2 separate regions of the Homo sapiens genome follow, and region 2 is linked to region 1. A link is an interaction called in ENCODE POLR2A ChIA-PET data of the cell type or tissue named here. Cell type or tissue: Caco-2. All regions are shown on one strand.

The links. Peaks named below come from ENCODE experiments on the same cell type or tissue, not always from the same donor. Only the 100,000 strongest peaks of a DNase experiment are listed, where the experiment ranks them.
Region 2: POLR2A ChIA-PET joins it to region 1 with 5 read pairs; 6 of 35 experiments call an interaction of 5 or more read pairs at or near these places.

What each region holds. Positions count from the first base shown.
Region 1 is chr19:39,301,596-39,305,595 of GRCh38, reverse strand. No RefSeq gene overlaps it. Among named protein-coding and RNA genes, the nearest start is that of IFNL1, 7.2 kb to the right of the region's middle. In Caco-2, no CTCF peak of the experiment used is centred here; DNase peaks (open chromatin) are centred at 275 and 2,065.
Region 2 is chr19:39,143,089-39,147,088 of GRCh38, reverse strand. All of the region lies in intron 1 of PAK4 (p21 (RAC1) activated kinase 4), which reads right to left. Among named protein-coding and RNA genes, the nearest start is that of PAK4-AS1, 8.5 kb to the right of the region's middle. RefSeq lists enhancers at 1,008-2,002, 2,003-2,999. In Caco-2, no CTCF peak of the experiment used is centred here; DNase peaks (open chromatin) are centred at 2,404 and 2,774.

The sequences.
Region 1 (4,000 bases):
CCGGAAGCTGGGGTATGGCCCCCATGAGCTTAGCTGAGCTTGGATATCCACAGCTAGCCTGGTGAGCTCAGGGACAAGACCTCTTGTGTCGCTCTGCCTGGAATCTGAGGGACCCTGGCGGAGGGCATGGAGGATGGTGTGGGGAGAGGAGTTTCTCAGGTGAGGCTGAGGGCTGTGGCTGGGGAAGGAAAGCTGGTTGGGGAGAGGAGAGGGACAGACATCCCAGTCCTTGCAGGGGCCCTGCAGTGATAACACCTTCCTGATCTTGGGGAAGAAGGAGGAAGGCTTCTTGCCAGCCAGGGGCCCCCTGAGGCCAGGGGAGGAGGAGAGAAAGACAGAAATAGAAACGGAGCAGGAGGGAGGGGGATGGATCTAGGCAGACAGGGTGGGAGGCTGCTAGGACAGAGGCACCAGAGAATCACAGGCCAGGAGGCTTCCTCACCCAGGAGCCCAACCACCCTCATTTGTGTCAGTCATGACGACTCCTAGGTACTGAGGGCTTTTCACAAGCCAGGCACAGTGCTCCCAAACCCTCCCTGATGCACGGATAAAGAGCATGCAACCCAGTGCATGGCACATAATGCTTAGGAAATGGAGTTACTCCAATAATAAGTATGACTGCATTTAAAGCCTGCACAGGTATATGCAGTGTGTGCACACAATTTTCAAGATGAGGAAACTGAAGCTCAGAGAGGTTAAGGAGCATCTCCAAGATCACACAGCCAGTTAACAGCAGAGCCATGATTGGAAAGCTGACTGCCTCCAACCTGCACACAGAACCATCAGGAATCTTGTCTCTAATTCACTTGATAAAGCATTATTGAGCATGTATTATGTAACTGGTCCTATGTAGGGGCTATCGCAGTGAACAAAATAGATGAAACAAAACAAGAAAGCCCTGCTCCGTGGTGCCTATATTCTAGAGGGAGGAGAAATAAACAAATAAGCAATTAAATGAGTCCAGGAGGTTGAGGCTGCAATGAGCCCTGATTGCACCACTGCACTCCAGCCTGTGTGGCAGAGTGAGACCCAAAAAACAAGCAAACAAAAACGAGTAAATAATGCATGTCCAGTGGCAAATAAATGTTGTGCCAAGAATGAAAACAGGATGATGGCATAGAGAATGACTTTGAGGCCTACTTTAGGTGGGAGGGTGAAGGATGGTGATGACAGAGCTAAATAAATGCATTGTGAGAAAAGCAGGGAAAAGCATTCCTGGCAAAGGGAACAGCATGTGCAAAGACCCTTAGGAAGTAGTGTGCTTGATGTGTTGGAGGCAGTGTGTCTGGACTGAAGTGGGAAGAGTGAGAGGAGAGTAGGTGGGAGAAGCAAGTGGGTTCTACAGAACCTTGTGAGGTGTGGTCAAGAGTTAACATTTTATTCTTTGGGGCCATGGGAAGCCAATGAAGGGTCTTTACCAGGGGTGGTATGTGGTCTGATTTCTATGGAGACCCCAGCTTTGGGGTGAGGTATGCCTACCTTCAAAACAGAATTGGGGGTGGGTGCAGTGACTGACACGTAATCCCAGCACTTTGGGAGGCCAAGGTGGGAGGATCGCCTGAGGTCAGGAGTTCGAGACCAGGCTCGCCAACATGGTGAAACCCTATCTCTACTAAAAATACAAAAATCAGCTGGGCATGGTGGGTGCCTGTGATTTCAGCTACTTGAAAGGCTGAGGCAGGAGAATCACTTGAGATTACATCACTGCATTCCAGCCTGGGTGACAGAGTGAGACTCCGTCTCAAAAATAAAAAAAAAAAGAAAAAGTTGTGGGGTGATTGCAAAGCTACAAGGAACAGAGCTTTAGAGAAAGGAACCCAGACTCAACCCCACCAAGACACTCTCCCTACACAGCTCTCTTCTCTGCTTGGCTCAGCTCAGACTCATCCCTTTCAACTGCATGTGGCGGGGGAAAATGGTCATTTATTTACAGACACAGACTCAATCTTTCCAGAGCCCAGAGATAAAATGGCAGAATCTCTAGTCCTAAGAGAAAAATCTCAGGGAAGAGCTCTTATCGGCCTGGCCGAGGTCACATAGCAACCCCTGCACTGATTGCCGCATCCAAGGGAATGAATGGAATGCTTTGATTGGCCAGGTAGGGGGTGGGTGGGTCCTATGTCCCGGTTGTGTGTCCTGGGAAGTAGGGATTGCTAAATATTAGGTTGAACCACATGAACTTGCCATTTTTGTAGGTCACACATTGTATAGTATTGGCAATTTTATGTGGTTGAAGGTAAATACTCTCCAGAAAAAGTAGGATAAGAAATCTTGTTGGCTGGGTGTGGTGGCTCATACCTGTAATTCCAGAACTTTGGGAGGCCAAGGTGGGATGATCACTTGAGGCTAGGAGCTTGAGACCAGCCTGGGCAACATGGCGAGACTCTGTCTCTACAAAAATAAAAATAAAAAATTAGCCAAGCATGGTGGTGTGTACGTGTAGTCCCAGTTACTCAGGAGGTGGTCTTGAGCCCAGGAGTTTGAGGCAGCAGTGAGCTATGATTGAGCCACTGCACTCCAGCCTGGATGACAGAGCAAGATCTTAAAAAAAAATAAAACAAAGAAAGCTTGTTGCTGTAATATGCTAGTCTCAAAAAAGAAAAAAAAATAAGAAAGCTTGTTGAGCATATAAAAGCAATAGAGGCTGGACACAGTGGCTCATGCCTGTAATCCCAGCACTTTGGGAGGCTGAGGCGGGTGGATCACCTGAGGTCAGGAGTTCGAGACCAGCCTGGCCAACATGGTAAAATCCTGTCTCTACTAAAAGTACAAAAATTAGCCATGCATGGTGGCGGGTGCCTGTAATCCCAGCTACTCAGGAGGATGAGGCACGAGAATCACTTGAACCTGGGAGGTGGAGGTTGCAGTGAGCCAAGATCGCACCACTGCACTCCAGCCTGGGTGACAGAACTAGACTCTGTCTCAAAAAAAAAAAAAAAAAAAAAAAATATATATATATATATATATACACAAATATATATATATATACACACATATATATATATATATACACATATATATATATATATACACACATATATATATAAAATAAAAAATAAAGCAATAGAAACCCCGGTGTACTATGCAGAAGGATTTTTGGAGGAGGAAGTGATATTGTGGAAATGAGCCAGGTGAAGACTTGGTCGTGGGAGAGTGGTGGGAACTGTCCTAAGCAGAGGGAACCACTTAAGCAAAGGCCACCATGAGAGAGGACAAGGAAAACTTGTTACTGTGCTCTGGAGATGGAGTGCTTGCTCTAATTGATCAAATTGGAGTCATGTGTCCAGCCAAATGAGGGAGTAGGAAAGGAGGTCATTTCCGAAGGAAAATTGAAGCACTGTTACCAGGAGTAATGGATGCTGCTCAGGCAAAACTAAAATATATCCAGTTCAAAATCTCTTCTATAAAGCCTTGGCATCTCCAAGTAGAGATTTGCAACCTTGTTTTCTTCCATTGCAACATTCATAATTGAAGAGACTCATATGCCTGGGCTCAGACATGTCCTATATGATTAAAATTTTTATGAAATATTAATTGACCACATTCTCTGGGTTCAGTGCTGGCCATGCAGAGATGAATTTGTGGGGATACATTTGGCCACAAGAAACAGAAAAATCCAATTAACACGACTTAAGCAAGAAAGACATTCAGTTATGTCACCTAAGAGTAAGTCTGGAGTTAGGGGATTCTGGGGTTTGGTGCAATGGCTTATTAATATCAGCAAGGACCCCGTTTTCTACTCTTTTGTTCTACCTTCCTCAAAATGATAGCTTCACACCCTAAACTTGTTGCCTTGTGGTCACAAAATGGTTGCCATAGCTCTGGGTCTCACATCCTCATACCAATGAACTAAGCAGGAAGGAAGGGAACAAGTGGGAAAGAGTTCTGTTTGTATTAAGGAAGAAAAATATGTTAAAATAATAAGAGTAACAGCAACAAACACATGTATGGGGCTCCGCCTTTGCCAAGCTCTGTTACATTTTTTACATAAATTAACTTT
Region 2 (4,000 bases), 160 kb after region 1:
CAATTGACAATGACAATTGTCAATTGACAATGACAGTGTCAATGTCAGTTGACACTCTGGTATCTGGTACTACAGTCTCGCAGGTGTTACCATTGGGGAAAACTGGGTAAAGGTGCGCCAGACCTCCTCTCTGTATTATTTCTTTCTTTTCTTTTCTTTTCTCCCTCTCTCCTTCTCTCCTTCCTTCCTTCCCCCCTCTCCCTCCCTCCCTCTCTCCCTTTCTCCCTCTCTCTCTTTCTCTCTTTCTTTTGCAACAGAGCCTTAATTCTGTTGCCCAGGCTGGAGTGCAGTGGTGCCATTAACAGCTCACAGCAGCTTCAACCTCCCAGGCTCAAGTGATCCACCTCGGCCTCCCAAGTAGCTGGGACTCCAGGTGCACAGCATCACAGCCAGATAAGCTTTTCTATTTTGTGAAGAGATGGTGTCTCCCCAGGTTGCCCAGGCTGATCTCGAACTCCTAGGCACAAACGATCCTCCTGCCTTGGCCTCCCCAAATGGGGTGGAATTACAGGCGTGAGCCACTGCGCCTGGCCATTCTGAGTTACTTCTTACAACTGTAGGAGAATCTACAATGATCTCAGAATTTAAAGTTTTCTTAAAAATAGTAATGGTTTATTTAAAATGCCAGACCCTTTCCCAACTTTTAGCCTTTGAACATGCTATTTGCTCTCCTTGGGACAATGTTCCGCAAACTAACCCTGCTCCTCTTTCAGGCCTCAGCTCTGAAGTCTCCTCCTCCAGGAGGCCTTCCTTGATTTCCTAGGCTGGAGCCAGGGCCTCCCACAGTCCTCTGGGTCTTCTCCCATCACAGCTGTCACACTCTGGCCTGTGCTTTCCAAGGTCACTCTGGTTTGTCACTGCCTAGTACCATGTCTGTCTCCCTCACTGTATTATAAGCTCCATGAAGGCAGGACCTCAGCCTGACAGGGCTGGACTCAGAGGAGGCAAAAAGTTACTATCAACAAAAATGAGTGAATGAATGGCAAGCATGACAAAGATACTAACAGCTAAGGCTCATTAAGAGGCTTCCACACACTAGCTTCTACGAAGGCTTTGCATGGATGAAATAACCCTCACACAATTCCATTTTACAAATGGGGAAACTGAGGCCAACAGAGGTGGGGCAGGGGTCAACACATGCCCAGGGCCGTCCAGCTAGAAGGTGGCGGAGCTGGGTGGCAATCCCAGGTCAGCTAGATATAGAGCCTTTGAGAGTAAACTCCCCGCCAGAGGGCCTCTCCAAGAAAGGCTGTGTGAGCCTGGCAAACAGGGCGGGTGAGGGTGGGCAGTGGGCGGGCGCAGGGGGAGGGCAGTATGGGAAGAGAAGAGGCCCTCCTGCCCCAGCTGCTGATCTATGCCCTCCTCCAGAGAAGGCCCCTCCGTGGTGCACACAGGCCCCAGGCGGCACCAGCGCCCCATTACACCTTACATAAGCTCAGGGAGGGCCCCTTCACATCACGGCTGTAACTGGGTCCTATGTGGTGCCCTAGGAAGCCAACGGCGCTCTACCACTTCCACTGGAGGTGGCCGCCTCAAACCCACGTGGAGCAGGGGGCTGCGGGCCTGGGTGAGAGGAGCCCAGAGCGTCCTCCTGGGGCCCCCCCAGGACAGAGCTGCTTTCCTCTGGCCAGGGGTAGGGGTGCCCTGACCCCCGCTGGGAACCATTCCTTCTGGCACAGAGCTTCATTACTCCACCCAGAGAAATCTCAAGAACAAAATATTGAGAGAGTTGCAGCCAAGTGCCGCTGGCCTCGTACCATTTACACGCAGTTTAAAATCCTGCAGAACAATGCGGGACACTGTTTAGGGAAGCAGACGCAGGGCCAGCGACGCCTGGGGCCCTGGGGGAGGCACCTGGGGGCTGCACCCACAGCAAGCATTTCGTCTTTTAGCTGGGCAGCGGGCCTGAGGGTGGTCAGCAGGTGATTCTCTCTTCTCTTGGGGGTGTCTGAAATCTTTCACAATTCACCAAAAAAGAGGAACAATGAAAAGAAAGGGAGGAGAATGTTTTTGTTAGCACTGGGAAGGGCAGGTGAAGGAGAGGGCTTTCAGGGAGCTGGTGATGCCTGTCTTCTTGATCTGGGTGGTAGTTTCATGGCTGTTTGCTTTATAATTATTCATTAAACTGAACATGGAGGTTTTACACACTTTTCTGTACACATGTCAGATTTTACACCACCATGCAGGAAAAACCGGGAGAGCGATCCTGACAACTGAAAGCTTTCTCTGTATTTGCATGTGCCTGCAGTCTCTCCTCATTTCTTTACCGTCTCTCTTTACAATGAGCACAAGTGCACACACACACACACTCACACACATGCACACTTCCCAAAGCTGTTAACTTCCACCATAACCACAGCAGCATCCTCTGGCCCCTTGTAACTCCTGGCCTGTTTCCTGCAAGGAAGACAAAGGCCGGGAAGCAGCCGGCCCCTGAGCCCTCGGACTCATGCCACAACAGCCAGGTCTCTCCACATACCAGGCACTCTCAATCCTGCTCCAATCCCAGTCCCCAGGAAACCCTTCTGGCCTCCAGAACAAACCCAGATCAACAAGTCCCTGCCCTGGGGCACCACAGCTGGTCACCCAGAGTGGAAGGAGTTATTACTGAAGATTTGGGTCAAGCATCCCCCCGGCAGGGACGGCTTCTGGCTGGCTCATCGGTGCCCCGTGCTGGAGACAGGACAGCAGTGAGACCACTACAAAGTGTTACGTGCAGGCTCCATCCTGGTGCAAAAGAAGGCAGCGAGGAGGGTGCCGTTCACACGGTGTGTGAAGCAGGAGAGTGAAGCTCAGAGAGAAGACATGTCAGCCCTCAGTCACACGGCGAGTGTATCAGAACTGGGATTCCGTGGCAAGTCTGACCAGGACCAAAGTCCACTCACTTAACCATATCTATCTATCTATCTATCTATCTATCTAATCTAATCTATCTATCTATCTATCTGTCTGTCTGTCTGTCTGTCTGTCTATCTATCTATCTATCTATCTACCTGAGATAGGGTCTTGCTCGCTCTATCTTATCTATCTATCTATCTATCATCATAGGTTTTGCTCTGTCACCCAGGCTGGAGTGTAGTGGTGCAATCAGAGCTCACTGCAGCCTCCAACTCCTGGGCTCAAGCAATCCTCCCACCTCAGCCTCCTGAGTAGCTAGGACCCCATCATAGCTCACTGCAGCCTCCAACTCCTGGGCTCAAGCAATCCTCCCACCTCAGCCTCCTGAGTAGCTAGGACCACAGGCACATGCCACCACGCCCTTTTACATTTTAAATAATTTTTAAATTATTTTAAAACAATAATTTTAAAAATGTTTTGTAGAGCAGAGGTCTCACTATAGCCCAGGCTGGTCTCAAACTCCTGGGCTCAAGTGATCTGCCCACCTCAGCCTCCCAGAGTGCTGGGATGTGAGCCACTGTGCCCAGTCATTTTCTTTCTTTTATTCATTCATGCACTCAACAATTCTTTTTTTTTTTTTTTTTTTTTTTTTTTTTTTGAGACAGAGTCTTGCTCTGTCACCCAGGCTGGAGTGCATTGGTGTGATCTTGGCTCACTGCAACCTCCGCCTCCTGGGTTCCAGCGATTCTCCTGCCTCAGCCTCCCAAGTAGCTGGGATTACAGGCACCTGCCACCTCGCCAAGCTAATTTTTTTGTATTTTTAGTAGAGACGGGGTTTCACTGTGTTGGCCAGGCTCGTCTCGAACTCCTGACCTCAGGTGATCCACCCACCTTTGCCTCCCAAAGTGCTGGGATTACAGGCGTGAGCCACCACACCCAGCCTTTTTTTTTTTTTTTTTTTAATGCTTCTACCCAGTGAGCAACGACTCCTTAATATGCACTTAGCAGGTGCCAGGCACTGTTCTAGGCACCAGGGACACAGCAGTGAATAAGACAAGAGTCTCTGCTCTCCTGGAGTTGACATTCTAGTGGGAACACAATATACAAGTAAACAAGTGGGAGAAGGGACAGAGAGTGACAAGGTGCTCTTTCAGAGGGCACA